Regions from separate parts of the Homo sapiens genome. Here all the other regions are linked to region 3. The links are chromatin loops, found by intact Hi-C in ENCODE. Cell type or tissue: PC-9. All regions are shown on one strand. Each heading gives the region's core, and the rest is flanking DNA. Links, peaks and the distances in the headings are about the cores only. Region 1 overlaps KCNMA1 (potassium calcium-activated channel subfamily M alpha 1). Region 2 overlaps KCNMA1 (potassium calcium-activated channel subfamily M alpha 1). Region 3 overlaps KCNMA1 (potassium calcium-activated channel subfamily M alpha 1).

Evidence for each region. A loop is a pair of places that touch in the nucleus more often than their neighbours do. Peaks named below come from ENCODE experiments on the same cell type or tissue, not always from the same donor. Only the 100,000 strongest peaks of a DNase experiment are listed, where the experiment ranks them.
Region 1: it touches region 3 in a loop (5-fold over the local background); 4 of 110 quality-filtered maps call a loop at or near these places.
Region 2: it touches region 3 in a loop (4-fold over the local background); 4 of 110 quality-filtered maps call a loop at or near these places.

What each region holds. Positions count from the first base shown.
Region 1 is chr10:77,602,341-77,612,707 of GRCh38, reverse strand. The region is part of intron 1 of KCNMA1 (potassium calcium-activated channel subfamily M alpha 1); the gene reads left to right. Among named protein-coding and RNA genes, the nearest start is that of KCNMA1, 30 kb to the left of the region's middle. In PC-9, for the core only: CTCF peaks have their summits at 5,783 and 7,021; DNase peaks (open chromatin) are centred at 5,717 and 7,557.
Region 2 is chr10:77,411,168-77,421,534 of GRCh38, reverse strand. All of the region lies in intron 1 of KCNMA1 (potassium calcium-activated channel subfamily M alpha 1), which reads left to right. Among named protein-coding and RNA genes, the nearest start is that of KCNMA1-AS3, 65 kb to the right of the region's middle. In PC-9, for the core only: no CTCF peak of the experiment used is centred there; DNase peaks (open chromatin) are centred at 4,654 and 4,924; H3K4me3 peaks cover 931 bases; H3K27ac peaks cover 2,502 bases.
Region 3 is chr10:77,509,263-77,519,629 of GRCh38, reverse strand. All of the region lies in intron 1 of KCNMA1 (potassium calcium-activated channel subfamily M alpha 1), which reads left to right. It overlaps LOC124902464 (a long non-coding RNA gene), which reads left to right. Exons shown (of 2, transcript XR_007062205.1): 2 at 1-2,633. Among named protein-coding and RNA genes, the nearest start is that of KCNMA1, 120 kb to the left of the region's middle. In PC-9, for the core only: no CTCF peak of the experiment used is centred there; DNase peaks (open chromatin) are centred at 5,349 and 5,489; H3K4me3 peaks cover 1,389 bases; H3K27ac peaks cover 3,251 bases.

The sequences.
Region 1 (10,367 bases), core at 3,372-8,371, 93 kb before region 3:
ATTGACCAGTCTTTTGACTTTCATTTTTTAAAATTGAAGTCTAACATACATGTAGGGCATGCACAGACATAAGGTGTACAGGTTGGTACAATGTATGCGCCTGTGCAGCCGCCTGTTCTTGGAGGCAAGAGCCCTATGAGTTGCATGTGGTCTTCAGGCAGAATGAGGAGATGCCGACCACAAGCGCTCCTAGGAATTCAGAGGAAATGGAGCGCAATGAACCCCTCCAAATCTAGTTTCCACCAGAAGGGAGAGGAAGATGAATATTCATGGATCTTGATCTCTTTTTGCATCATTTACATTTTGCTTTCTCCAGATTTGAGGCTCCCCACCTGCCCCTGAGTTCTGAAGAATAATTGTTTCATGCATCACATTTTTACTGCATTGGGAGAAAAAGAGGGAAAAAGAAAATAAATTGGGAGAAGAAAAGATGATAGGACTTCTTGACTAGTTCAGCCAGTTTCGTGACCATGACCTAGAATGTGCCTGGGTCTTTGGCCATGTCCGTGAAATGTGCACATTATCTTTGGGATTTGCAGGAGCAAGGTCTGGTGCTGGGCTCTGATGTCCTGTGGCCTCCATATGTTCTTGGGAGGATGTTTTTGGATCTGGTTAGGTCCATGTGTTGGGAGCATTGGGAGCCAGGAGAAACCAGAATGCCACCAGGATTCCCATCTCTTTCTTCTCTGGACTCCTTTAGCTTGCACTGTTGCATTTCTTAAATCATGTCACTAGTCAAATATATACTTTACTGTTTTGTGGACCTTGATCTTGCCTTGCTGATTAGATTATGAACTCCTCTTTGGACTTATGATCAGAGTGCCTTGTCCTTCCCTGATGTGCTGTCCCCTGCGTACCTAGTCTTGTCTGAGCACACAGTACCTCGCCCCATGAATGCTTGCTGTGTGCACTGATTTTGCACACAGCAAGGGTTTTTGGTAAAGTTGTCTGTGGCTTGCCATTACAGGGACATAGGATTGGATCTAGATAAACCAGTAGAACAGTTTCTGTATCTAGACATCTGGGTGAACACTGGCCTTGGGGAACAGCAGAGAAGCTTGGAAAAAAAAATGATAATAAGTCACACTTAATGGAGAACTCGCTATGTGCCGGGCTGGGTATGAGGGACTTTACGTAGCTGAATCAGTGATAAGCTTTTGATTGCATGTAGCAGAAATGCTCACTTCAATGGGCTTAACATTAAAGGGACTCCATTGACTCATATAGTTGGAAAGGTGGATGACTTCAGATGAGCCTTGATCCGGTGGCTCAACGATGTCTCCATGGACCCAGTTTCTTTCTGTCACTCTAATCTGCTCTCCTTACAGTTGGCCTTGTCCTGAGGCTGGTTTGCCTCTGGGTTCACACATGGCTGCTGCAGCTCTGGAGGGCACATGCTGATCTGCTCAACCTTGTCAGGAAATAAATCACCTTTGCACCAGCATTCCTAGCACAGGTTCTGAGAGTTGCTGTAACTGAACTGGCTGAAGCCAGGGATTATTGTCAGTATCCTCAGAACCTTATGGATCTCAAATGGAAAACAAGGTCTGCAAGGAATGGGGAAGGTGGAAGTTTGGAAAGGAGTTAGCCAAAGTCCCCTACACATGGGTGGTTGCATTTAATCCTCATAGCATCCCTGTGAAATTGGCATGATTATCACCCCCATTTACAGACAAGGAAGCAGAGGCACAGAGAGGCCAAGTAATTTGGCTCAGTTCACATAGCTCATGGCTTAAGCCAGGAATTGAGCCTGGACAGTTGGACTCCAGAGCTTTGCTCTGCTAACCACTCCATGGCATTTTTCAATAAGTGCTTTTTTGTTTTTTTAATTGAGATAAAATTCCTTCTTTTAAAGTGTACATACAGTTCGGTAGTTTTTTAGCTTATTCGCAAAGTTGTGTAACCATCATTATTATCTACATTTTCATCACTCCAAAAGGAAGTCCTGTACCATTAAGCAGTCACTCCCTATTCCCTCTGCTCCCAGTCCCTGGCTGGTCTACTCTGTGTGGGCTCTCTGGATGTGCCTGATCTGGACACTTCATATAAGTGGAATCACACAATATGTGGCCTTTTGTGTCTGGCTTCTCTCACTTAGCCAATGGGAGTTTCTGACTAGGATCTACTGTGTCTGACCTCAAGGAATCTCCATTCCTATCTTTCCCAGCAGAAAAGAGACAGCACCGCTGGCCGACTCTGGAAGAAAGAGATTCTGTGCTAGAGAGAGAGAGAGCCTCCACCCTTGTACTCCGCTTACCTTTTGGGGCAGCCCGAGGCTGCGGCTCAGTGAGGGCAGCTATGGATATGCACAGTGAGGGTCATTCTGGATTCTCCGGCACCCTCTATGTGCCAAGGACTGTCTGAAGCCCTGGGAAACTGCAACAGAAAGGGCTGGGTTGGGTTTCAGTGTGTGTGGTGGGGGGTGCAGATAATCAACACTTCAGTAAATCAATGAATGAGATAATTTACAGTGGCACCATGAGACCACTGAACAGGGGATGGGATTGTGTGTGTTAGAGGGGCTGCTTTGGTGGGTAGCCAGAGAAGCCTCTTTTGAGGAGGAGATGGTCATATGGCAGAGGCAGGACTGAGGAGAAAGTGAGGGCCACACAGGATTTGGGCCAGAAAGCCGCAGGCAGAGGAGCAGCTGGTGCAGGGTGGGAACAGGGTGACCTGGCCTTTGGGCGAATTGGGGATGGTGGGTGACTGGCCGCCTTGTTTCTGTTTTCATCGCCTTGTTACTGCTTTTTCTAAATGGTTCCTCCCACACAGACATCTTTTACTTGCAGCTTCTGCTATGGAAGGTTTTGTCCACTGCTGACAGGCTGTGGGGAGTTCCATCCTTGAGTATGTTTGGGGCTTTATTTTCAGTCTGTGTTTTTGAAACTTGAGCCCTGACTTCCTCTTGTTCCTGACGCAGGCCTGAGAGTGCCAATTGGCTGTATTTTTTTTTTTAAAATGAACACTTATTATTAAAATTTTCTCTGGATAAATAAAAATTGTACTTGTTTATTGTATACAACATGTTGTTTTGAAATATGTATACATTGTGGAATGGCTGAATTGAGCTAATTATCGTATGCATTATCTCATATACCTATTTTTTGTGGTGAGAACACTGAAAATCTCTTTTCTTAGCAGTTTTCAAGAATACAATACATTGTTATTAATTGTTATCACCATGATGTACAGTAATAGATGTCTTGAATTTATTCCTCCTGTTTAACTGAAAGTTTGTACTCTTTGACCAGCATTCCTCTCCCATCCCAGCCCCTGGTAACCACTGTTCTGCTTTCTGCTCCTATGAGCTCAACTTTTTAAGAGTCCACATATAAATTAGATCACGTAGTATTTGTCTTCCTATCCCTGGCTTATTTCACTTAACATACTGTCCTCTAGGTTCATCCATGTTGTTGGAAATGGCAGGATATCCTTCTTTTTTAAAGGCTGAATAGTGTTCCACTGTGTACATGTACCACAATTTCTTTATCCATCATCCGTTGGTGGGCACTTAGATAGGTTCGATTTCTTGGCTATTGTGAATAATGCTGCTGTGAACATTGGAATGCAGACATCTCTTTGACGTACTGATTTCATTTCCTTTGGATATATAACCAGTAGTGAGATTGCTGGATCATATGGTAGTTCTATTTTTGATTTTTCTGAGGAACCTCCATACTGTTTTCCATAATGACTTTATCAATTTACAGTCCCACCAACAGTGTAACAGGGTTCTCTTTTCTTTATACCCACACCAGCACTTGCTCTCTCTCTCTCTCTTTTTTTGCTTATAGCCATTTTAACAGGTGTGAGGTTATAACTCATCGTGGCTTTGATTGTGTAGCCCTGATGATTAGTGATGTTGAGCACCTTTTTATATACCTGTGGGCCATTTGTATGCCTTCCTTGGAAAAATGTCTATGCAACGGTTCTTTTTGATAGAGATGTTAAATAAAGCAGTTCTGGGCAGAGGGAGATCAATGCAAGTGTCTATAACAGGCTGAGAGTTGATTCACTGGTGAACAGGACAACCAAGGTCCCTGCCCTCAGAGGTCTGAGCAATTCCATCATCAGTGACTAGATTGAACAGATAATCCCCTCTTACACACGTATATGCACACTTCAGCCTGGAGTGTGATGAGAGACTATGGACTATAATGCGTGTGTGTGTGGGGGTGCATCCTCTCCTTGGCCGGGGCTCAGGGAAGGCTTCCCTGCAGAAATGAGACCTACAGGCCCGGCATGGTGACTCATGACTGTAACCCCAGCACTTTCAGAGGTCAAGGCGGGTGGATCGCTTGAGCCCAGGAGTTTGAGACCAGCCTGGGCAACATGGCAAAACTCCATCTCTACGAAAAATACAAAAAATTAGCCAGGCGTGGTGGCACATCCCCGTAGTCCCAGCTACTCTTGAGGCTGAGATGGGATGATTGCTTGAGCCTGGGAGGTGGAGGTTGCAGTGAACCAAGATTGTATCATTGCACTCCTACCTGGGCAACAGAGTGAGACCCTGTCTCCAAAAAAAAGAAATGAGATCTACAGGATGAAGAGGCATTAGCCAGGGGTGGGTGCAGGGGGACGTGCAGAGGAATGGTGTCTTTGAAGACTCTGAGGCTGGAACAAAGCTTCATGGAAGGAATGAGAGCTGGAAGGACGGGGAGGACTTAGGCAGAAAGCAGCATAGTCCAGGCCACAGGGACCCTAGGAAAGAGGATGGAGGAAAGAGGATGACAATATGTTACGGGAAGGCAGGGATGGGTCTCTTTTGTGAATTACTTAACCCCTAATGGCTAGCAGTGTTGAGCAGGAGAAGGGACCTCTCGAGTGGCTGAGTGTGGGTGTCAGTTTTCCCTTGCTGCTGTAACGACCACAAACATAGTGCCTTAAGATAACACAAATATACTCCTACAGTTCTGAAGGCGAGAAGTCGGAAATCAGTTTCCCTGGGCTTTTAAAGTCAAAGCGTCTGCAGGGCTGGTTCCTTCTGGAGGCTCTGAGGGGCAAGTCGTTTTTCTTGCCTTTTGCAGCTTCCAGTAGCCACCTGCATCCCCAGTCTTGTGGCTTTCTGCTCCGTATCCAAAGCACATTGCTCCATCTCAGTTTCCATCATCACATCTCTTACTTTCTCTTCTGTGTCAAATCTCCCTCTACCTCCCTCTTTGAAGGACCTTTGTGATTGCATTTAGGGCCCACCTGGATGATCCAGGCTAATCTCTTCATCTCAAGGTCCTTAATTAAATTATGTCTGTAGAGTCCCTTGTGCCAGTTAAGGTCGCAGTCACAGATTCCAGGGATGAGGACGTGGACATCTTCTAGGGCCATGATTCAGCCCACCTCAGCATATAGATGAATGCCATTTTTATGGGAATCAGTGAGGCATGCTAAGCAGGAAGCAATGCCTTTTGCAAGCAGAGGTAGGAAGATCGGTCTAGTCCGTCAGCTGGCACTGGCCAGGCTCCACTGTCCATTATCCTCCTCACCTGCCCTAATCTTTCCTTTATTGCTCCTAAGTGATACCACGTAGCTTCTTCAGTCTCAAATCATCCTACTCAGACCCTTTTCTGACATTCAGAGCCTTCCTTATCCCACAGTTCTTTCTGTCCTTTTCCCTTCCTATCTGATAAATCCTTGTGAGTAGTTGACAAAAGAGTGCCTGAAGATGTCAGGGCAGAGGCTCACTTCTGGTCTGTCTAGTTGGGTGAGTCTGAACTTGAGGCCCCAGGGCTTATTGGAGGCAAACTGAGTCATGGAGAGGGAGAGTACAGTAAGGCCACTACCAAGGGCTGGCTGCAGAGGGTGCAAGGGTTGCACGGGTTTTGGGGTTGTTGGCTTCCCCAGAGGGGTTCTTTGTATGGTGTCAAGGTGCCTGTGGGCATTAGGTGACTAAAAGGACTGAACACGATAAACTCTTGGTGGCTCTTCCTGCTGCAGGAAGGGAATACTCCAAGTTCCCAGAGGAGACCACCCAGTGATGGAGTGAAGCTGCATCCTTGGCTCCCCTCAGCTCAGGACCCTCAGAAAGGACTTAGGAAGACGGGCACTGCCAGATACAGACGTCTTTCTGGACTCTAGGAAGGGGTGCCTTTTTTCTTTTCTTTAAGAGATAGTCTCACTCTGTTGCCCAGGCTAGAGTGCAGTGGCATGGTCATAACTTACTGCAGCCTTGAACTCCTGAGCTCAAGTGATCCTCCCACATCAGCCTCCCAAGTAGCTAGGACTACAGGTGCGCACTACTGTGCCCAGCTAATTTTTTAATTATTTTGTAGAGATGGGGTCTTGAACTCCCAGCCTCAAGCGATCGTCCCCTCTTGGCCTCCCAAAGCACTGGGATTACAGGTGTGAGCCACTGTGCCTGGCCAAAGATGCCTTTTTGAGGGCCATGAGGGGTTGCTGCTCTGGGTCTGGGCATTTCTCTGGAGGAGCTGCTTGTACAGCAATGATTGTCCCATCCCTCCTTTTAGTCCCACAGGTCAGAGTGGGACTTAGGACAGTGGGACAGTGGGACCCAAAACTTAAAGCCAGCCTGGTATTTCAGCAGTATTATCTGTTACCTAGAGAGAGGCTGATGCAGGGGTGTCTGGGAGGCTGGAGGGCTGCACCAAGGGTGGATGGCAGAGCCTGAGCCATGGGTCTAGGCCGCAGCACTGCCATGCGGCTGGGAAGATGGTAGTGTGTGGGTATAGTCATGGGTGTTGCGGCTTATCTGCACCTGCTTGCGTTCAGGCAGAAGCAGGGTAGCGTGGCATGGTGAGGACCATGGATTCAGTTCCAGCTCGGCTGCTGATAGCTGCATGACCTTGGGGAAGTTGCACATCCTCCATAAGTCCTAGTTTTCTATAACATGGGCATCCCTGATGTAGAGCATTTGTGCAGTTGTGTGTAAAGGATGTGGCAGTTAGGAAGCACCTACCAAGTGTGAGCCATTTCTGTTGTCATTGCCATGTATCAGCCAGCCTGAGGGCCTGCAGGGCCTGGCCTGGGATGTGGGAAAGCTTTCCAGAAAGGGAGCAGGAGATGGCGCCCTGTCACCTCCCTCAACTGGGCCAGAGTGTGGGGAGGCTGCTCGGGGCTTGCTCCTTCTGAAACACCCCTGACGACTGTCCCAGCAGAGGAGGGAGGCTGCCTTGGAAGCCTGGCTGCACTGTGTAGGGAGGGTACCCAGCAGAGGGCTGGGAGGTCTCCAGGCCCCTTTGAGCACTGACAGCCCATCATCTGACCTCTCCAGGAACCCACGAGAAAGCATGAGATGAACAGACAGACTTGGCTTGAAGCTCACTTCCTAGTTGTGTTACTCCTCAGGGCCTCAGTTTTGCCGCCTAAAAGATGGGAATCACGTCCCACTTGCCGGGTGCTTTGAAGCTCAGGAAAGATGAAGCATCTCTTTTAGAGGCCCTCAGGGCTGCAGGCACCATGCCAGCTCTTTCCTGTGTTACCTCCTTAACCCTCTTCAAGGAGGGCATCCGGGACAGTCCCTGGCAACTAGCAAGCACCCAACACAGGGCCCTTCTTACCAGGTGGCCTCTGAGGACCTTTCAGCCATGTGCCCCTGGGCTGCGGCTGGGCGCGGTCCTTGGGAGGGATGTCCCTCTGTGGTTCCTGGAAAGCCCGGCAGCTGGCTGCTTTGTTCTGGCCACTGGGTGTCTGCTGTTAGGACTGCGGGTTTTATGGCTGTTTCCTTGTGCTCAACCTTTTATAGGTGACCCTGTGTTTTTTGGAGCCACACCTGATGGGGGCCAAGGCCTTTGAAATGTTCCAGAGTCTTTATGGGCTGCAGCGGCATATGGTGGGTGGCCCAAGCTGCCTGACAAGGAAGGGGTGGGGGAGGGTGGAGGCAGGGAGGCCAGGACCTGCATTTCCAGGTGAGCCTGAGACCTCAGACGGATGTGTTGTTTTTCTAGTTGCCTACTTAGGTCTACTAATCTTTAGGAAGGAATGATAGCCTGGTTTATGGGATATGACATAAGTTTTTCTAAAAGGGACCTGAGATGAAGAATTAGGCAACTCTTTTTTTTGGGGGGCGGGGGATGGGGTTTTGCTCTGTTGTGCAGGCTGGAGTGCAGTGGTGCAATCATAGCTCACTGTAGCCTCCACCTCCTGAGTTCAAGCGACATAGGTGCACACCACCATGCCCAGCTAATTTTTTTTAATTAAGTAAATTTTTTGGGGGTAGAAATGAGGTCTCATTCTGTTGCCCAGGCTGGTCTTGAACTGCTGGCCTCAAGTGATCCTCCTGCCTCAGCCTCCCAAAGTACTGGGATTATAGAAGTGAGCCACTGTGCCTGGCCAACAACTTTTAAAAACTAAAATAAATATCATGCCTGCTGATTGTTTTTTCTTGAGACTTCTTTTTTTCTTCTCTTTCAGTTTCTGTTACTATGTCCCTCACTGTCCTTGACAAAAGAGGCTTTTTATGCCCACTGTGGGTTTTGCAGGTGATAGTTTAGTGTAGAATGGTAGTGAAAGCCATGGGCTTAGGGTCAGACAAAGCTTGGTTTGAATCCTGTCCCTACCACTGAACTGACTTGATTGTCACCTAGACTAGAGGAGCAACTCCTAGCATTCACTTCCTCGGGGCCAGGACAAGTTGGCATCCTGCTGCACACAGGGCAACCTGGAGAATCAAGAGAAGGCTGCCAGCCTCAGATGCCAGTGGCTCCCTAGGAAAGATAGTGTTAGTTGGTCCCCAGTAATATCTGGCCTTTATCACACACCTTTATGTGTCAGGCACCGTTGTGAGCAATTCACATTAGTCCTGGAGGCAGGAAATGTCATTAACCTCATGTTGCAGGTAGGGGAACTGAGGTTAAGTAACTTGTCTAAGGCCACACATGTAGCAAGTGGCAGAGGCAGGATTTGAATCAGGCAGCCCAATGCCAGTGTCTGCACTTAGAATCACTGAGAGCCATATTGCCTTTCTGAGGGCTGTTCTTGATCTGAGAGACTAGAGTCCTCTGTCAAGAGCTAGTACTGGGCAGCCCTGGGGGCTGGGTTGTGGGGTGTGGGCTGTGGAAGGAGTAAGGGAGGTGCTTTCTGCTGTGTAATGGGGCAGGTGGTTGGGTGTGAACTCGCCTGACTTACGGCCCCAGCTGTTTCCTCTTCTAACTCCTCCTCCCAGATGCCTGCCAGGATGCCAGAGGTTAGAGGGAGGTGTGTCCAATCATGGACTGGATCTGAGGTCCCTCTCCTTCCCTGCTTATGACACAAATGCTCAGACCCTGTTCTCCTGAAGGGACACAGAACCTGTCTCCCTGTTTGGATTGCAAGCTCCAGACTGCATCCTTGAAGTGGGACAACAGAGGGAAATCTATCTCAGCCTCATGATCCATGGACGCATCTCATTCAGTCCTGGGCTCCTTGCTGGCCCCTGGTGCTGCAGAAATCCATGGCTGAGGGGGTGGAGATGGGTGGGGGGGACCGAAGGAAGCTGTGCAAGCCTGACTCTGCAGGAAGTCCTGCGAACGCTGGCATTAAAAACACCATTGCCTGTTGCTTTATTTTTAGTGGTACAAGGAGCCCTGAGGGCACCAGGGGGGATGTGGGAATCCTATTTTTTGCTCTGTCTTGCTAATGGAACCTCTAGCAGTTTTTATGCCTGATTTGTTTCCCTCTGAAGTCTGTCATGCCTGCAGCCCCAGACTGTACTCTTCCTTGCACACAGCTCAGAGGAACATAGACGATGGTGTCAGCTGTTGGACTTGCAGCCCCACTTCCTGCCAGCCCCGGCTTCCCTGAGAAGGAAGAGGGCCGCCTCTCTTGTTTCATACCCTTCCCCATTCTTGGCTTGGTTACATTGTGCTTGTCAAATAAGCACTCAGCTCCCCTCTGAGATGAATGCATATTCCCGGAGGTGTCCCCTGGACATGCTCTGAGAATGTTCCCATGCTTGCTTTGGTTACTCAGAACCCCGAAATCCACGGGAGGGATGAGGGTGGTTGGCTGGCAGGAGGGGCTGCTGGAGGGCTGAACAAATGCCCGTGTGGGGTGCTGGTCTCCTATGGTAGGATTGCAAGGGCTGCTAGGTAGGACTGATATGTGCCCAGTGCCCAGGTGACAAATGACAGACAGCTTGTGGGGCAGGGAAGCACCTCCTAGTGTGCTACCTCCATATTCTTCTACACCATCAAATTTTAAAAACCGAGCTTTATTGAGGTATCACTCACATGCTATAAAATTTACTCATTTGCAGTGGTTTTTAGTATATACAGAGAGTTGTGCAATCATTGCTATTATTTAATTCCAGAACATTTTCATCAACCTAAAAGAAACAAACCCCATACCCATGAGCAGTCACTCCCCACACCCCTCCTTCCCCAGCCTCAGACGCTACTGAACTGCTGTCTGTCTGTACGGATTTGCCCCTTGTGGCC
Region 2 (10,367 bases), core at 1,891-6,890, 97 kb after region 3:
CCCCCCAGCAACAGAGCTGAATAGTTGCAACAGAGACCATATGCTAAAGCCTAAAATATTTCCTATCTGGCCCTTTACAGAAACAATTTGCCCACCTCTAGTCTAGTGAAGCAAAGAGGCCCTGAACAAGTACTTGCAAATGCCTTGAGTGTTATGAAGGAGCAGTGCAAAGACCACATGATTGGAAGGTTTTATTGACTGATAGCAATGGTGGTGGTGGAGTGGAGGTGGAGGGTGAGTTAGGAAAGGCTTCCTGGGGAGAGATCTTAAATATGAGTAGGACATCTGGAATATGACTGTGTGAAGAAGGTTGTTACAGGAAAAGGAAACCTAGGACATGCAGATCCCTGAATTAGAAAAGAGGAGTGCTCATTGAAGGAATGCAAGAATGTCCAGTATTGCTGTGGATTAAGGGAGGTGAGGCCAAGAGTATTTCAGTATGTGGCCAGATGCCTGGCAAAGGCCAGATGTGCCAGAGCATCTTCGACGGCCATGCTGAGGGCCTTAACTTTTGCCTAAGAGCAAGGGGGAGTCCCTGAGAAGAGTTTAAGCACAGGCATGATGTGACTGATAGAAACCTTGTGGTATCTCTCTGGCTTCAGTGTGGAGAATGAGGGGCAGAACTAAGTGGGAATTGTACCATTGCATGATACAATGTAAATGATTATGAAGCTTAGGAGTCAACCAGGGGAGAGAAGCTGAGATGGAGAGAAGTGGGTAGATTTGAAAGGTGAAGGTTCTCTGTGATGCTTGGCCTCCCTCCTGCCAGGCCCTTTGTGTTCTCTGACAACCTAAAGAACCTTCCTTCCTGGTTACTGGGTCTGTGCTCTTGGACCCTGATATATTAATAAATATTGATTGTTTGTTGCACACCTGCTACAAATCCACCAGGCCCAGTGCTAGATGCTATGAAATATAAGAATTAATAAGCCCTGGCTCCTGACCTCAGGTTCTTAGCCGGGAGACTGATGGATGTAGCCACTGGACTAGAATGTAATGAGGACTGATAAGCAGAGAAACAAGTGATATCTGAGGGGACTGATACCTGAAAGGAAGTATTGAGCAAACAGCCCTGGAGACGTTAGCTCTACTGAAGAGGTCTGGAGAGGCTTCATGGCAGAGGCAGCGTTTAGGCTTTCTCTTAAACAATGTGTAGGATTTGGGAAGGAGAACAGTGGTCATTAATCCAACATGAGCACAATGACAGGTCTATTAACAGCCTCCGGTGGGTGCAGGGGAGGCTAGGGGAGCCATGTGGCTGGCATGAGCCATCAGTGGAGGCTTACAGAGAGCAAAGAGGTGCTCCTGTTTTGGAAACTCAATCTAGACTCCTGATTGCTTCATGTGCCTGACAGTTCAGTGAAGGCTGTGCTGGGACCATGAGTTACCCTCAGCAGTGGATCAGCAGGGCAGCAGAAGACCCACTCTTTCACTGATGGCCAGGGCCCTGCGTACCCCAATTCACTTCAGGCCCTTCCAAGGCAGGTACAAATCATGAATCACATTCCCCTCTCTATGACTTTGTTTATAGGCAGAGCTCTAAAGCTGGGATAACAGCAAACTGCATCAACAAGTTCTCTGGGGCCTCTAGCCCATTGATCCTATGACTTGTTGTGATTGCCCCTGACCTCTTCACTTTCTTCTTCAGTTTGGTGCTTTGGCCACTGGGACCAATGACTTCCACTGAAGTTTTCTGGTTCTCAGTCCTGCTTTCCAGGGCTGTGACACAGGGTGATTTGCAGACTGATTTCTGTCCTGTGCCAGAAGATACTTAATAAATGCTGGCAATGACGATGGGTCCCTGAAGAGCAGTTTGCCCAATTTATTTTTTAAAGACTTTAAAAAAATAGTATAGACAGAAAAGTCTATAAAATGAAAAATTACAAAATAGCAAATTATTATAGAAAATTTGTGTCACTACCACTGAGTTCAAAAAATAAAATACTGTCGGTATCCCCAGAAGCTTCCCTGACCATCCCTTCTCCTTGGCTGGCGTCTCACCTTTGACGTCTCAAGTTCAAGAAATCTGAGTAACAACTCTTTCTGCCTAGCTTCTAGTAAGAAAAACAGCTGCAAAAGGAGAAAAACAAAACAAAACAAAACAAAGAGACTTGGGATTCAGGTAACCACCTGACCTTTCTTCCGGATCTGCTCCTCCAAAAAAGGTCTCCATCCCTGTCAGTGCTAAGGGCTGGATGGTTAGTTGTTATGGAGACGTGGGGCGTCTTTCCAAGACGCCAGCAAAGTTGATGCCTGCAGCGCTCTGGCAGGTCCCTCTGCTCTGCAGGGCTCTTCTCTCCTTGCAGTTGGCAGATCCTTATAATAAGAGACTTCTGAGATGTAAAAGGAACTCTCCCCTCATGTGACCTTCATGCCAGTCCCCCTGGTGCCACCCCACCTCAGTGCAGTAGCTGAGCAGTAACAGAGGGACAGCCAGTTTCCCTCTGTCCAGGGGAGATTGTGGGTCTTCAGGTGAGAGTGTGGCGGCACTAACAACAGCCTAGTCACAATTCATTAGTAAACTTGGCATTCAGGTTACTGACATTTTTGCAAACTGCACTTTCTAACAATTACCCTCTGGTTAAAATCTGTATTTGTAGAAGGAGGCCAGTCTGAAAAGGAATGAGGGGAAGAACGACTTCCCCTGGAGAAGTCTGAATGAGGTGGCCCTCTCTTCTAAAAGAAAGGTGTGTGCCTTTTGAGATTTCAATTATTGAGCCACTTCCATCGGGAGCTCTTCAATTATTTATACTGGGTGTGTTGCAAGTAGATTCACCAATTTAGAAAGTTGGGGGAAAGAGGGGACATGGTAGGAGGGAGGCCCCCGTGGATGCAAGTGTGTGGGCAAGTCCTTTTGGCTTCCTCTTGGCTCTTTTTCTGGATCCAACTTCATCGTAGGGCTGGACCAGCCACTTTGTCAAGGGTATCCTCCTCACTGAGGTCTGGAGATGGGGACAGGGTGTGGATGCCCCTGGGTGTAGGGAACCGACACTTCCAGACACTCGGTGAGCTCTGTCTGGGTGGAAAACCTCATCAGAAGCCAGATTGAATCACACCAGTTTCTAAGACATTCCTCAACCATGTTAGGCAAAAGAGTCCCCCACTGACAAGCTGGGGTAGAAGGAAACCTGATATAATTTTGGAAAAAAACCTTACTTGAGAAAGAAGGTTCTCACAGCTGCCGAGTCTCTCTCGACGTCCAGGGTTGGAGGGGTCCCAGGCCATGGAGAGAAGATTGATGGGTCTAGCGGAGCCAAGTAGAGAGTTGAGGCTTTGCAGGGCCAGGCGCTTGCCATCCTTAACTCCCATTAGGGATCGAGAAGGAAAAGGAGAAGGAGTTCTCTGAATCCAATGGAAAAAGAAGTCCTGTCTCCTTTCCCTGGGCTGTTGAATTGTTTTTATTTCACATTAGCAACTGCTCTGGACTCTCTTGTGTTTGGCTGCTGTGTTGGAGACCTAGATCCAAACTAGGGTGTGTGGGAACCCAGGGACATAGAGGCTGAAGTTTTGGAACCCAGCCAGTTCTTCCAAGGGGTGAGGTCAGAGGCAGAGTCCAGGGAGCAGGGCAGCTCTGGGAGCCTGGTTCCTCAGGCTGGGCTGTGCTCGGAGCGGTAGATCCTGACTGCCGCTGTATGCCTGGTAACCTGGCCATCTTTCTGCCTCCCAAAGTCTGTCTGTCTTGCTAGCCCTTGGTTTCCTGAATGGGGATCATCTTAAGTGTGGGGAAAGGCTGTCTGACGACCTAATTGGGACAGCTCTTTTGACCCGAAGCCAAGCCCCATCCAAGTTCAGCAAATGGAAGAAGCGGGAACATGTTCAGTTGGTGAGGTCTATAGGCACAGACTGGATTAGGTCCTAAATCATGGTGGAAATTTTCCTGGCACGGGACAAATCCTTTTGTAAACAAGAACATTCATCTTTCTTTTGACTGACATGCCTGGTAGGGCATGTGCCTCTCAGAAGCTCCATGTCATCTGATCTCATTTGGGATTTAGTGTTTTTATTTGAAAATGTAGCTGCCCTGAGGAACAGCAGTTAGGAGCCAACCCCCAGTTTAAGCTTCAAGTCATGGAAACTGGCCTGGTTTACCCAGACGTCAGTGATGCCTGGGAAAGCTCTTGCTTTTCCAGTGCCCACTGAGCAGAGATTTAATTTACTCAATCGGTACGTGTCTGTTAAGCACATTGCTGTATGCCAAACACTTTGGGCATAAAAGGTATATAGGCCTTGCCTTCAAGGATTGTCCAGGCTAACTGGGGCAATGCAACATGCATGGACCAAAAGACAGCTAAGTACCTGTCCCATGTGGAATTGGGGGAGCAGATGTGGGCCCTGGAGACAGGACAGGGAGAGCTTTGGGGAGATCTAGCCAGGAAGGAGAACTTCACTGCACCTCTGGGATTTGATCAGGGAGGATGAAGATGGTTGGGGAGCAATGGGGAGAGCATCCCAGGAGTGGGAACAGCCAGCACGGAGGTGTGGCAGTCAGGAGGACCAAGTCATAGCCGAGAAGTCAGGTGGAAGAGCAGGTCAGTGACGAGTGGGGAGGGCAGCCGGCAGCCTCAGCTCCAGGCCTTGAAGATCAGGCCTTGAGGAGTTTGACTTCTATGCTTAGGGCATTGTGGACTTGGCAGGATTTTTGAGATTCCAGAAGATATGAGCGAAGAGTGAAAACAAAGCAGGACAGAACAAAAAACAGAATTTCTTCATTTATTATTTCAGTGCACTGTGAAATGCTCACCGTGTGCTAGGTGCTGTTCAGGCTTTGAGGATGTGGAGTGGGCAAATCAGGCAGACTCTGCCCTGACTGCTAGAGAATAAGCACACGTGTGTGATGAAGGTGGTAGTGGTGGGAAGCAAAGAACAGCAGCGAAGGGGATGACCGTGTTCCCTTCCGTGTGGGGCACTGGGCTGTGACTTACATTGCTCTCGGGTTACTCATCTTTTTACTCCAAATTGCTTGGAGTCCTCTGTTGACTCTGAAGGGAATATTCAACCATAAACAATTCATCCTATCTGCTATCTGTGGTTGAATTCTTTCTTCCCAGTTGCCCCTTGGGTGGTGGCTTGGGGCCACGGTAACACTTGTAGTATTTCCCGGGAGGTTGTTATAGTTCTGTGCATTTCCTGCAGTAGTGGTAGTGAAGGCATTAGATGCCAGGAACTCAGGCGGTTGGTATGGCCCTGAGCTCTGAAAATGCTTGCCTTCCCCTTTCCCCTATTGTGTGGGCCAGCAGCTTGCAGAGCTCCTCCAGCCCTGAGAGACCATGCCTCCATCCCTCAGACCCTACCTTTCCTGGCCCCAAGGCTGCCTCTGGCTAGTGTGACAGACACACCCTGGGCCCCTGAAGTCTGAAAGCCACATTTTTCGAGGGGAACCTGGCCACTATGAGTGTGGAATATTGGGGCCTTAAATTTCCTGCCTGTAGAATGAGGCATTTGGGCTAGGGGAGTGGTTCCTAGACTTTTTGTGGGATAATCAATGAATTTTTATAAAACAGAATATCACAAGGCCACCAGCTTTTTATTTTGACAAGCAAAAACATAAAAAAAGAAACTGTCAAATGCCAGCTCTGCCACCATTGTCATTTCATTAAAAGGACATGTTAATACCCAACAAAGGAGTAACGATATAATGTCAAAGAAAAGGACAGTTCTTCCTGGGAGAGGCCCTTCATCAGTTGTCTTCCACTGACACACACAGTGCGCTGTACTGAGGCTTTTCATTCCGTACCACATCAGGGGCAGCACTGCCCTGTGGCCATGCAGGACCCATGGGAACAGAGCACCTGTGAGCTACCTGCAGGAGCCTTTGCTGAGGAGAGTGAGGCTCCTTGGGGGCTGGATCCTCCTCCTGGTCTACAGGATGGCAATGGGCTCCCTCCGGTAAAAGTTAACTTGGCACGAAGATTTCTGCATTCTTTTATGAACATGAGGGTTTGGGATTTCCTGTGTGTTTGGTTATCCATATCCCAGTCTGCCCTGATGAGAAACAAATGTAATTTTTGCCTTCCTGCTGGGCCCCTGCCACAGTTTTCTTGTCTGGGCAGGTCTTGAGCTGAGCTTCTGGGGCAGGATGGGCTGCCCTGCAGACTGGCAGCTGAGTCTCCGAGTCTCTGATGGACAGCAGGCTGTCTTGGACCCTGCCAGGGTCATCCTGGCTGAGGACTCTACTAATCCAATTCAAAGTCTCTATGGCTCTGATAGTGGACTCTGGACTGTCACTTATATTTTCCAATTTTATTAAGCTAATTGAAAGAGAAGGAGATTGTTATTTTACAAATACGGCACATTGGCCAGGATGTATGTATTAGCCCTGAAAGTTTGGAGGTTGCCTTACTAATTTTAGGCAGCATATGTGGCCATTTGAGAACATATCTAATGTCTAATGAGCATTGTATTCCCAGGTTGGATCCCCGTCCCCTAGCCCATTTCTCCAACTCTCTGTCCGTACATAGTGGATTATAACTGAATTTAGATGTCTGTACTACAGGATTTTGTTACTTAGAAGCCATAGGTTGTGAGATGGTTGTTTCAGTAGTAGTAGTAAACAGAATTTTATATGGAGATTCCATCTCTGTTCTTGCACATTGGACCTATCCCAAGACAGTGTGGAATAGAGAGAAAAAATATGGCCTTCAGAGTTAGAATGGACTAGATTGAAATTTCAGCTCTGCCACTTACAAGATGGGTAATCTTGGAAAATTACCCAATCTCTCTGAGCCTCATGACATTCCTACCTTGCAGCCAGGCGTGGTGGCTCACGCCTGTAATCCCAGCACTTTGGGAGGCTGAGGCGGGCAGATCACTTGAGGTCAGGAGTTCCAGACCAGCCTATCCAACATGTTGAAACCCCATCTTACTAGGAAAAAAAAAATTACTGGAGCATGGTGGTGGGTGCCTGTAATCCCAGCTACCTGGGAGGCTGAGGAGGAGAATCGTTTGAACCTGGGAGGCGGAGGCTGCAGTGAGCTGAGATTGCATCACTGCACTCCATCCTGGGCGACAGAGTGAGACTCTGTCTCAAAAGAAAAAGAAAAAAGAAAAAAAGAAAAAACATTCCTATCTTGCAGGCTTCTTGTGAAGATTAAGTTGGTGTAAAATCACCAAGGACAGAACACAGTAGATGTAAGAGGGGATCAGTGATCTCCTGAGCACCAGTTGACCCCCTTGGTCCTCAGGGAATGGGAGAGCAGCTTTGAACCTGGCTCTGAGAAGAGCTGAAAAGGAATCTGTCCTGCAGCATTTCCCGGGGGAGGGAAATGATGCTTGATTGACTTGCCCAGGGTTACAGAGCTGAGACAGTGCGTGCAAAGTAAGGGACTTAACAATCCAGGCCTCCGGGTCAGACAGTTTAGAGCTGGACAGACCTTGGGGAGTGTTTACATGGCTCCCTGCATTTGAGACAAAGAAACCTGAGGCACAAGATGGTAAGGACTTGTTAAAGGTCACCTGGCCTTTTTCTACCATGAAGACTTCCAAAGAGTAGTTGTTCACACCCAGCGCAGGGGTGCTTCTAAGAGTGAGAATCTGGACAGGGCACCCAGAAAGCAATGGCTAAAAATGCCTCAATGGTGGAGCACTGTAGGTCCAGCCGAGACACCCAGTAAACTCACAGGGCTTTCTGACAGCTCGGGGTAATCGGTTAGGTCCCAGCTTCTTTATAAGTTCCTGTTGCCTGAATCTGTGGACAGTGTGTCCCTTCCCTAAAGGTACAGCCCACAGTTAGCAAACACAGTAACTGCTAGGTGAATTAATCAGTGCAAATGTCTTAAGCCCTGCTGGTGCAGAGTCTCCGGGGTGCAGAGCAGGAGAAGTGATGGCAGCCAGGGAGAGGTTGGACTATGCAACTTCCCAGGGGCAGAAGTGAACTCTGCCACTCCTGACACCAGCTCTAGGAAAGACCTGGGTCCCCTGTTGCCCTATTTCTCTGGTCCTTGAGTCTCAGAGTAACCACCTCCTCCATCCATTCCCTTTGCAGAACTCTTGCCATGAAAACCCCAGCTGGTGGTGCCCATGCTATGCTTGATTTGCTTGAGCTGCTTTGGGTAATCTGCCTAATACCCTAATATGCAGGATTATTGGTACCTGGGAGAATGCCCGTGGCTGGGAAACCCGCCCAGGAGGTGAAAGAGGTTGCTGGGTGGATGTCCTCTTTGGCATGGGAGGGGGGACACGGAAGACCCAGCCCCAGCATTCGGGGCTGGTGAAAACCTGAGGCGAAGGAGAGGAGAGCAGCCCGCGGGGAGGGACCAGCAGCCCCAGGGCTTCCTAAGGTATTGAGGTTCAGACACTTCTGGATCTTAGGCCAAACTGTGCCACAGGATGTCATAGTTATTGTCATGAAACAAAGCATTTTTTAAAAAGCTAACATGGGGCCGGGCGAGGTGGCTCACTCCTGTAAATCCTAGCACTTTGGGAGGCTGAGGCAGGTGGATCACTTGAGGTCAGAAGTTTGAGACCAGCCTGGCCAACATGGTGAAACCCTGTCTGTACTAAAAATACAAAAATTAGCCGGGTATGATGACACACGCCTGTAATCCCAGCTACTAGGGAGGCTGAGGCACAAGAATCACTTGAACCTGGGAGGCAGAAATTGCAGTGAGCTGAGATCACGCCACTGTACTCCAGCCTGGGCAACAGAGTGAGACTCTTTCTCAAAAAACAAAACAAAACAAAACAAAACAAAAAAAAGCTAACATGGGCCTATGGACTTTTACTCAGGGGATTTCTAATGTTTTTCCCCAGAAAATCCCTTCACTCAGATGCAGTCTAGCACAGAACCATAATAGGTGAAATTGCTCAATGCAGAGGCGCTTTTATTTCCGCGGGGTCCGGGGCCCTGCCTCCTCTGCCCTCCCTTGGTAACCAGCCCCCCTGGGGCACCTCACAATGCTGGGCCTCAAGGTACAGAAAACTGTGGATTTAACTCACCACCCCCTCTCGTCTCCCAGATAGGGACTCTTCTCAGAGAGGTTAGGTGACTGGCCCAGGGCACACAGCCTGTGCCTGGCTTCATAGCTTCTGGTCCAGAAGGCTTCCCCCTGCCCCCACCCTTTGGTAGGAGAGAAGGAGCCCTTCTGCATTGTGCCCAGTTGAGGACAGCAGCATGTGGGGCTGCTGGGTCAGTTTCAACAGACGAGAGGAGATGGGGCAATGGAGTGGCCAGGGAGAGGGTGGGGTGGGGCTCCTGGCAGATGGAATGAGTAACTCAGAGCGCAGTCCATCAATGAAGGCTCAGGGGAAATGGCCTTCTGATGTTGACCAGGAAAATTTGAGGACAAAGGGGCTGTGAGGCATGAGGCCCTTCCTTCTCTCACAGCCCTCTGGGGGTCAAGCATCCTGGGACTATCCCATGGTTCCAGGGTGCTGGGCAGAACATCCAGCTTCCAGGGATGAGAGGGGCTTCCCAGCCCCTACTCTGGTCCCAAAAGGGCTAGCGGAGATGGTTTTGTGCTAACCTGATCTCTCCTGTTCCCTGTCAGAACCCTACCTCCCACTCAGGTGCGTCAGGCCCGGCAGAGCTCAGCCTCTTAGTGCTGGAGACCGCTGGGCAGAGCGTGCTAAGGACTCCAAGGATACGCATGGCGAGGGAGGAAGCCAAATCTTCCTTTAGCAGCATCTGCATAGAGAACCGTGGTTCTTAGCAGGAGGGCTTCACAGCCCGTCAGCTTGGCCACGCTCATTTCCAATGTGATACTCTGCTCCACGAAGGGTGAATTTATGGTTCCGGGCAGGTTCTTGGCAGAGAAAGGAACTGTGTTTCTCTGTCCTTGATGGAACTGCCCTCCATAGGCACAGGGCCCTGGAAGAAGGGTCGTGATGGTACAAGCAGTACCCAGAAGTGGCATGAATTGAGTGCTCTTCATGTTAATAAACCTTTCGTGGGCACTTTGCAGCAGCCAATAATCCTTGCACATGCATTCTCCCGTCTGCTGCTCACACTGTTCCCGGGAGGACAGCAGGATGGGTACGTGTCCCTTTTTGGCATCAGACAGCTGGATTTAAATTCACACTGTGTCTTCCTGGGCCAGCTACTTAACCTCTCATCTGTCAATGGAGGACATTAGTACCAACGTCATAGAGTTACTATGATCATGCTAAAAAACAGTAGTCGATAGTATAATTATTGTTAGTAGTACTATTTACTAGTAATATCTATTCTAGATTGTGCATGGTAAGAACTGACTTTCCATTTGCTGTAGCTCTCCTCCCTCCTCTCCTCCTTCCCCCACTCCTTCCTTCCCTCCCACCCACCAAGATTTGTCAGGTGCTTACTCTGAGCTCACAGGGATTCAATATTGAAGATACAGCCATAAATGAAACAGACATGGTGAAACCCCCATCTCTACTAAAAATGCAAAAAC
Region 3 (10,367 bases), core at 3,247-8,246:
GGGTTGGAATGGCAGCAGGAGCCAGCTGAGTGACCTTGGCCGTGATATTAATACTCTTTACAGTCTTCCCTCGATTATCCAGGCTAATGGAAAGAGAACCAGTGCCCGCAAATAATCATAAAACAAAAAAAAAATCAATTATCTTCTCAGTGGAGTGTTGACTGACACGTGGGTCCTACGCCTTTTATGAGGCTGGCCTTCAAACACAGCTGCATCTTTGGTGATATTTCAGAAAGCGTGAGGTGGGAAATAATCCCTGTTTTGCAAGTCAAGGATGGAGAAGGAGCCTTTCATCTCTGGATAGAGATGGTGTGTGGATATCACCAGCTGCCAATGGAGGGGTCAGTGCTGTTATTCTCTTTCCTAAAGCAACTCGGGGGTGATGGAGAAGGTTGCCTTAATCCCCTCTGAGCATTTCACTGGCTGATGTGGACTCATGGAAAATGTCAGCGTGCTGGCCCAGGCCAGGCGGGCTGAAGCCAGTGTGTCTTACAGCTCTGTGGAGCAGACGTGGTGTGTGGCTTGAATGGAAAGGTCATAAAGGCCTGGGACAAGTGAGTGGACGGAGCCAATGGCACTGTCTGGTAACACTATATGGAAGATGAAATTGTAGTGTGGAGCTGAGAGGTGCAGGGCTGGGGAAAGAGACCTCAGCATTTTCCATGATTAACTTTCTAATAGTAACCATGCGTGGACAGTGGGTGCTGGGCAGCAGGGAGACAGTCTTCTCCAAGCGTGCATTCATACAGTGCAGGCGGCTTCCCACTATCTTTGGGTTTTCTCCATTTTGTCTGAGGCAGGGATCAGAACATAGACCTATTGTCTTTGATGGCAAAGTGAGGAGGCAGCCAACTTCATGTCCTCCTAATTGACTCATTTCCTCCCCGCTGGAGTCCCCAAAGCATAGGTGACCAAGAGCTCCCTCTCAGCTCTAAGTCATGAAGAAACGGATGCTTAGAGAGGTTACCCAGAAGCTGGGGACAGAGCTGGCACCACACCCAGGCCTCCTCCCTTCCAGTCCTGTGCTTGGGCAGGCAGCCTGTGGGCTTCTTCCTTCGGCCCTGTCCCCTTCCCTCAGTACTAACACGTGCTCCTAGATTTCTGAGCAGCCCCTAGAGAGAAGTGACGGATTCATACTAGAGTGTTCATGACTTCATGTATCACTTGCCTGAGAGTATTTTTAAATGGATGCTGGGGGAGGGCATTGCTTAACCCAAAGGAACAAGAAGTGGACTATGAAATTTCAGTCCCAGGGCCTGCCATGTGTTGGCCTGTTCTGGGTGCTGAAGATATAGTGGTCAGCAAGACACACATCCTCTCTCCTTTGAGACCTCATATTTCACTGGGGGAGGCAGAAACATAGTAAATAAATAATAAACTAACTTCAGATAATGAGAACTGGTTTTAGAATATGAAACAGGCTAAGGGGATAGTGATGTGAGTGCAATGGGGAACCTGTTTTATGTAGTTGGCCAGGGAGGGTCTTTCTAAGGAAGTGGCCAATGAGTGGAACAAGATCAACTTGCCTGGAAAAGGAAACTATGGGGGATCTTTGAGGGAACAGTACTTCAGGTGTGTGGAACAGCAGCTGTGAAGCCTCTGGGGAGGGAACGAGGCTGGCTGCTGGAGAGTTTCCTTGGCTACCCTGATTAACGGCCCCTCTTCCTGCCTCCCTTCCCTATTTTATTATTTTCTCTGGGGCATTTGTCACCATCTTATATTTGTCTTAACACACCTTATATTTCTCTTATCAGTTTGGCTTATCGCCTGTTTCCTCAACTACAATGTCTGTTGCATGGAGGCAGTACTTTACCTGTGTTTTTCAGTTCTACACCCTAGGAATGTGCCTGGGAAATAGTGGTGCTTGATACCTCCTTGTTGAATGGGGAAATGAACAAATGCATGGACTCAGCAAGCAAGGCAGACGGTGGGAGGAGATGTGACCAGGAAGATGGGCAGGAGTCGGAGGGGGAGAGGCTGAGAACACGGGCCCTTCAGTGTCTGTGTCCTTGTCTCACTGCTGCTGGGAGGGGCTGGCAGAAACTGGCCTTCTTGCCCCATGAGCCCCAACTCAGCAGAACCACCCAGCAGGTCTTAGCATCCCCAGCCTGGCTGCTCCCAGTGGATGCAATGCTCATTAACCATGGAGCTGGTAATAACACGCCCATGTCCTGCACTGCACTGGTGCCTCAAATCTATGTGTTCAGCCTTGGTGTAAAATCACTAGGAGCCAGGGACAGAGGGATTCCAGGGACCCCACGCCCAGGGGGCCTGAGAGGCTCATCCTTCGTGTCAGCTTGTGTTTTCCAGGGGTGGTTTTGCCTGCCCGGTTACTGCTGTGGAATTGCCTCTGGCCCATTTATGGTGGAGGCCTGGGTTCCGGTGACACTGCTTTCTTTCTGTACACCTTGAATGAGGTCAGGCAGCTCTTCATAGAGGGAGGAACTCTTCCTGGAGTGCCAAGGGTAGGGTCTGCCTAGTCCCAGTCTCTCCAGCCTGAGTTTGCATCAGGGAGAAAAAGCACCAGCACCTTTTTCACCAATGCGCCCTTCCCCACATTCACACACGCATGTTCACATGCATGCACATGTATGCAGGCCGGCTTCCCCTCACCTTTTGTTTTTTTTTTTTTTGTAAAAAACACACATCCCTATGTCCACAAACACCCTCACCCTCACTTCCTCCCTCATCCACAGACACCTGTTCCCCAGTGATGCACATTTGCTCACACACCTGCAGCTGCTCACACATGCCTGCATGAGAGGCCCTCTCCACCCTTCAGTCTCCCGTACACCGGCAGGTGCCCACCCCACACCAGCCGCTCACACAGGCACCCCCGTTTTAGCCTCTTACACTTGCACAGGGGGCCCTTCACCTGCTTTGCAGCACCGGAGCCGGAGCCCAGACACATGATGAGGCATGAGAAGTGGAAAGTTCTGCAGGTGCTCTGCCCACCGTGCAAAGGAGGAGGCAGAGGTCCAGCTGCCTCTCAGCATATAGAGGCTCAGAGGCCTTTGCAGCATGCAGAGCTTTTGGAACGTATCTTACTTTCTCATTCTTAAATTCATTCGGGTAACCACTGTTTACTGTGCACCTACCATGGGTCAGGCGCTGTCCTCTGCACCGGGCATACTGCAGAAAACGAAGCAGATGCAGGCCCTGCCCTCATTGGGTTAGGTCTAGTAGTGGAGACAGACCACAGACAGGACAAATAGGGAAACAGGAGAAGCCAGGTGGCCATAAGTGCACAAGCACAAATGAAACAGGGAATGGGAAAAAATAGTGCTATGGAGGGTGCATGGAGAGAAAGCTCTTTGTTAAGGGGAGTTTGGAGCAGATTTCAGGAAAGGGCCATGTTGCAGGCAGAAGGAAGAGCAAGTGTGGCCAAGACCCAGGAAGGATGGGAGGAGGGTGGCTGTGGCGGGGCGGAGTAGGGGGGTGGGCTGTGGGTACTCTACATGATGGGGATTTCTTAAACATCTGTCAGACCCAAGAGACTGTGATCCTCTGAAGCCCCTGGATATGTCAAATTCATCTCAGTGGCCTTATGCACCCTTCGCATGCACCTGGTATAGGCCAGTGCTCAGAAAACATTTGCTCCTGGAGAAGTTGCTGGTTCAGTTCTGTGTGGAGCTGCTCTGTGTTCCAAGATCTGCGCTGGCTGCAGGGATAACAGGGATGGAAGAGAACCAGCCCTTCTCTTGAGGAGCTCCCTGCTAGTGAGGGTCAATCAAGTGCCTGGAAGTTGTGTGTGGGCATGCAGAGTGCATGATATGCCAGGTGCCGGGAAGCCTCCCAGCCCAGGGGCTGGAGGGAGGGGCACTGCTTAGTGGGCAGCTCTTTGGAGGAGCTGATGCTTGAACAGAGTCTTCAGGAAGGAGAGGAGTTAGCCCTGGGTGGGGAGGCAGAGAAGGAAAGAGACACTGAAAGCCGAGGGGTGAACCACAAATATTTGGGAAATGGCACCAGCAAGGTGTACAGCAGGGGTTTCCAAAGAGTTCCTGATTCCCTCCTCAAAGTGATGGGAGCCACACTTCCTGGCTTATCAGTTGGTCCTTGCCCTCTGGCTGGTGCTGTGTGTCTGAGAGGCAGCCTAGGAAGACCTCTCTGGGGAGAAGCAGAGAAAGATAGCGACCTCTGAACGTGCTCCCCAGAATTCAGTCACCCCATCCTACCTATGAGAGGGGACAAACTGGCAGTCTACAGGTGTGTTTGGTTTAGCCCATGTGGCTTCATTGTTTTTTAATTTTTTTTTTCATCAATTGCCTATATTTACAAAGGAGATTTTGGATAAAAATCTGGATTGCTAGCTGTTTTTGAAAAAATAAAAGATTGAAAATGTACCTTTGTGTGCCTGTGTCCCCTCATGGTGATGATTGGTTTGGGCAGAGCCATTGCACGCTCTCCTTTCCCCCCCATCCCCCGGTGCTGAATGCAGCACCCCTCACTCACCGTAACAGGCTGGCTCCTGTAGACACATGACCTTGGATCCTTTTTTGGATTAAGGAAGCAAACATGTAGGATTGTGCTTCTGCAAATTCTCAGAGATGGCTTTTGAGCCCTTAAGCTCTTCTGGGGCATTCTCATTTCTCAACTAGAGCTAGCGGGTGAGAGCCCTCTCTCTGTTTTCATCTGCTGCAGGACAGCTGGACTTCACTGTATCTCATAAAGAAAAGGAGGTGGGGTGGGCAGGGCCCTAGGCTGTATTACTGGAAAAAAAACAAAAAAAAACAAAACAGGCAGTAGCTCCTGGTTTCTGTAAAAATGGTGTCTAGACGTGAGTGAAGAGGCAGAAGGTCAGAGGGGATTTGGAAATCTCAAAGGCTGAGCACAGAGCGCCCACAGGTGCAAGGAGAAAGTACAGGGCCAGGGCCAGAGATTTCCTTTCTCTTGTTCCTCAGCTTATTCTTACCCTATTCCACCCACCCTGCCACTGCCAGGTGCTCAGCGAGTCTTTATTGAAAGAGAGATTATTAATATGGTGAAATGTCTGAGATGGTTCTCTCTCCGCATACCCAGTAATACAGGGTCCCTTTGGCTTGTGGGAGTCACATGTGGCCATTTTCAGTAGTTGGGAAGCCTGGGGGCCAGCTGGGAGTTGTCACTGCGTTGGGAATCTGCCTCCTGGGCCTTTTTATTAAGGCGTGGAGTTGTGTGCTGTTCTCTTACCTCTGGTCCCTGCTTGGAGGAAGAGGCTGAACTTGTACCACCTGGGCAAGCCAGTTTGCTGTGACCACACATGGATTAGGTGCCAGATGACCACCTGGGGAATGTGCCAGTCAGGCAGCCAGGATGCAAAGTGATTCGCTTCCCCCTTGCCAGTATTTTCTAGGGCGTGGTGTTTGCCCGCATCTTCTGGTGAGGCCTGGCTATCTCTGAGGGGCAGACCAGCACACCTGTGGGTGCAGCAGCTCACAGGAGTCTGTTGGGCGGCACTGCCAGGCCCTCGGGACCCTGAGTAAGGTCTGACGCATCAGGGCAGGCAGAGGGGAGGCCACATTTCGCCTGCCACTGATGTTAGCGGGGAGGCCCCAGACCCAGGTGCCAGGCGGGCAAATTGATTTTTCAGCCTGCGAAACTTCTAAAGATAGGCACGGGTGGTGCTCTGTGCTGGCACTGGGAGTGACAGGCCATCTGTGAGTCACAGTCCCGCCCGCTGGAGGAGTGCAGGTCCTGGGCAGGCAGCACTGCGGTGAGAGGGGCCCAGATGCAGGAGGGGAGGGCTAATGCAATGAGCTTGAGTCAGCCCTGCTTGCCAGGCCAGGATCCTCCTCCCAGGCCGGCACCAAGGAGAGTGTTCTACTGCCTGGCTCCAGGAAAACTGCTGCTGCCTGTAATTTATGCAGTTTCTATGGCTGAGTGGAGCAGACATGGCCTGAATGGATCATTGGAGTGGTTTGTGCTTCCCTCGCCCTGTGGCCTCACATATTTAACAAAATTGGTTGCTTGGTTTATTTCTTGAATCATCACTTGAAATCTCTCAGCTTCATTCTGAATTCCTCATCCCTCTTCTCCCCTTGTTTCCTATTTTCTTTGAATTATTTGGCTGGCTCTTTTTGATATTTGTGACATTATCTTACATTTATGCAGCACTTTACAGTTTGCAAAGCTCTTTCACATACATTATCCAGGCAACACATATTTACTAAGCTCCAAGGCCTTGGAATAAGTGCTAGGCTCCCGGGAGGCAGCAGTGCATTCGATAGCTACGGTGGCTGCTCTCAGGGAGACAGTGATAAGCTACTGCTAACTTGTAGGAAGACAATAGCGTGAGATGATGCTGAGGGTTTCTTTGTGATGGATGGGAAAAGCCTCTCCGAGGAGAAGACATTTGAACTCAGAGGAAGCCAGCCAGGAGGAAATTTGGGGGAAGAGCGTTCCACGTAGTAGCACCAGCTAGTGCAAAGGCCTGGTGGCAAGGATTAGCTTGCTTGTTTCTGAAACAGCAAAAACGCCACTCTGAGTGGAGTTTAGGGCATGAGGTGGTGATGGTGGGGGTGGGGGAAATGCTGGGTAGGGGGAGGCTGGCAGGGGCCGTTTTTCAGGGCTTTGTTGGCCATGGTGAGGAGCTTGGATTTCCTTCTCAGTATTAGGTGACATATTGGAGGAATTTAGGCAGCCACGCGTGTGATCTGGTTAACACTGGTGAAGTTCACTCTTGTAACAGTAAGGCCAGGGAGTAAGGGCAGGAGTGGAAGCAGAAGGGCCCCTCAGGCCACTGCACTTGTCCTGGTGGGAGTTAATAGTGGAACGGTGGCTTGGACTTAAGGCTCAAGTCGGATATACCGTCTCAGTCCTTACTATCTGGAAGTCCAAGATCATGGTGTTGACAGGGTTGGTTTCATCACAGGCCTCTCTGCCTAGCTTGTAGGTGGCTGTCTTCTCCCCATGTCTTCACACTGTCTTCTCAGTGTAAGTCTGTGCCCTAATCTCCTTTTCTTATAAGGGCTCCAGTTATATTGGATGAGGGCCCACCCTAATGACCTCATTTTAACTTAATTACTTCTTTAAAGACCCTGTCTCCAAATACAGTAGATGCCCTTATCTTTAGGGGTTACATTCCAAGACCCCAGTGGATGCCTGGAACTGCAGATGGATAGTACCGATACCTGTATATACTGTGTTTTCTCCTACACAGGCATATCTGCAATAAAGTTTAATTTATAAATTAGGTACAGTGACAGATGAGCAACAGTAATGAATAATAAAATTGTGCAATTATAACAATATACTGTAATAAAAGTCATGTGACTGTGCTCTGTCTCATTACAGAGCACAAAAATTCCTCATTGTACTGTACTGTGGGTAACTGAAAAAATGAAAAGTGAAACTATGGATAAGGGGGGACTGTGGAGTCCTAATTAGGGAAAAGGAGTCAGGCTGGTGGGACCAGGGGAAAGCAAGAGATAAAGCAGATAAGCTATAAATCTGCCTTTCTTCACGTCCAGAGAATTTAAACAAAAGAGAAACCAGATAAGTTACAGGTCTGCCTTTCTTTGTGGCCCAGGGCATATGGCCCAGGATATATGACCCAAGACATTTGGCCTTCATGCCCGGATAACATACATAACTCCCGGGCTTCCTGCTCACCATCAAACACCTCAATTTATCAAACATCCAGGCTGACAGAGGAATGCAAGTTAAGCTCCCTGCTGCCTTGGCATTATCAATCAGCCCAAGTTCCATTCTCTAAAATCTGCAGCAAGCTTTTGTCTTCTGGAAGTTAGCTTCTCTCAGGCTAACTTGCCCATTGTCTCTCAGGCAACATATTTCCCCACTTTCTCTAATAAATCTGCCTTTCTTGACCTATGATTTTCTTGGTAAATTCTTTTACCCCTGTGCCATCAGCCTGCATTCGCCCATGACAGGGACGACTGTATAGTCACATCCTGAGGTCAGCTGACAGTACGCAGATGAGCTATTTACCAGATAAGATGATTAAATAACAGTCATTAAAAAGAATAACCAATCTTTATTGAGCACTTACTAGATGCCAGGCATTCCCCAAGCATCCTGCTTGCTTTATTTCTGCATCACAGAAATTCTATGAACTAGGCATTGCCATGATTTTCTCTCCCTTAGAGATAAAGAGGCTGTGGCTTGGGAAGTTTTAATAACTTGCTGTGTTCACACAGCCAGGCACTGGGAGATCTGGGACTTGCAAACGTGCTCTTTTCTGACTCCAGAGTCCATTTTCTTAACTACTATGAAATGCTTCCTTTAAGAACTTGTCCCAGAAGAGAATGGATGTTTCAAGTTCTGAATTATACTTGATTTCTTTGGCATTGCAGAAAGTAGACAGATTTCCTGTATGGTCCTGTATTAAACTTGTATGTGAGGGGTTTTTGACTGTCTGCATCAGTGGTTCTCAAAATGGGGTCCCTGGGTCAACAGCATCAGCATCACCTGGGAATTTGTTAGAAATGCACATTCTTGGGTCCCAGCCCAGAGCTGCTGAATCAGAAACTGAGGCTGGGGCCCAGGACGCTGGTTTAACAAGCCTTCCTGGTGATTCTCATGCTCTATGAATTTTGAGACTGCTGATCTGCAGCAGCCCCAACATACTCACAGGTGTTTGCATGTGGAAATTCAAGGCTCGATGTCCTTGAGGAACCAGACTTCCAGGTTTCAGGTCGGATGAGGAGTGGAGCAGCACTGCTCACTCCATGTGTTGTTAATCGGCGTTATCTCCATGTGTTGGAGATATGTTATTTCCATGTGTTTCCACATGGAAAGTCATCTCCATGTGTTGTTAATTGGCGTTATGCCAAAAAGGTGTTCAGTGGTCAATATGTTTCAGAAACATAGGTTTCTCCTTTTTTATTTTTCTAAAGAAGCAGGGCCTTTCTTGTTGCTCAGGCTGGAGTGCAGTGGCGCTGTCATAGCTCGCTGCAGCCTTGAATTCCTGGGCTCAAGTGATCCTCCTGCCTCAGGCTCCCAAGTAGCTGGGACTACAGGCGTGTGCCCCCATGCCCAGCTAATTTTTTCTTTTTTTTTTTTGTAGAGACAGGGTCTTGCCAGAGAAACATAGGTTTCTTGGTTACAGACCTTTCATATGTTAATTATTATTCTTTTGCTGTTTTTGAAGATAACAATCTTTGTGCTTCCCAGGCTTATTTGATCCTGAGATCCTTTGTTTGAGGAGAAGAGAACAGGACTATGTTTGAGAAACCTGCACTCCATAGAGGCTTCCAGGAGAGGACATAAATAATTGAATTGGGATCCTCACAGTGACGGGTTTCTTTCAATCAGTCAATTAAGTGGTATTTACTAGTAGGTATGCTGTATTTCTTCCTGTGGCAGAAGCTATGCACAATTCCAGAAATGAATAGGGATCCTTATTTGTCAAACACTGACTCTATGGCAAGTGGAGTGCAAGACCCTACAAACTTATGAACCTGATACCATCACCCAATTAGCAGATGAGCAATCTGAGGTCCAGGAAGGTGACATTGCTTATCTTATCACTGAGCAACTGTGGAGCTGCGATTGTACCCCAGGACTGTGTGAATCCCCAAATCTCTTTTCTTTCCTTTCTATACTCCTGTCATCGCTTGGAGCTTGAAGTGGGGGGTAGGAGTGGGGAGAAAGGAGCAACACTCATGGAAGGAGAACCAGGCCTCCAAGCAGCAGCAGTGGGATTGTGCTAATTGGGTTATGATATCAGCCCCATAAGGTTGTAGGGTCTTGCACTCCACTTGCCATAGAGTTGGTGTTTGACAACTAATGATCCCCAGAATTTAGCTGTGCCTTGCTGAGGGTGGGAGGAGGACTGTTAGCCCAGCAGCATTGAGGAGTAAAGTGGATAACATCCAGTGAGCCATTCCCTAGCACAGTTTTAAAACATAACGTTAATTTTTGTTTTTCTTATTATAAACATACCACATGCTTCCCGAAGGAGATTCTGAAAATACATAAAAGCATAAAAATGCATATCCATTAGGATGGCTATTATCAAAAAAGTTGGAAAACAACAAGTGTTGACAGGATGTGGAGAAATTGGAACCCTTGTCCATTGCTGGCGGGAATGTAAAATGATGCATTCACTGTGGAAAACAGTATGGCAGTTCCTCAAAATATGACACATAGAATTACCATGATCCAGCAGTTCCACTTTGGGGTATATAACCAAAAGATATGAATGCAGGAAATCAAAACGATATTTGCAAACCCATCTTCATAACAGCATTATTCACAATAACCAAGAGGTAGGGCCGGGCATGGTGGCTCACGCCTATAATCCGAGAACTTTGAGAGGCTGAGTCAGGCAGATCACTGAGGTCACGAGTTCGAGACTAGCCTGGTCAACATGGTCAAACCCCGTCTCTACTAAAAAGACAAAAATTAGCCAGGCATGGTGGTGTGCA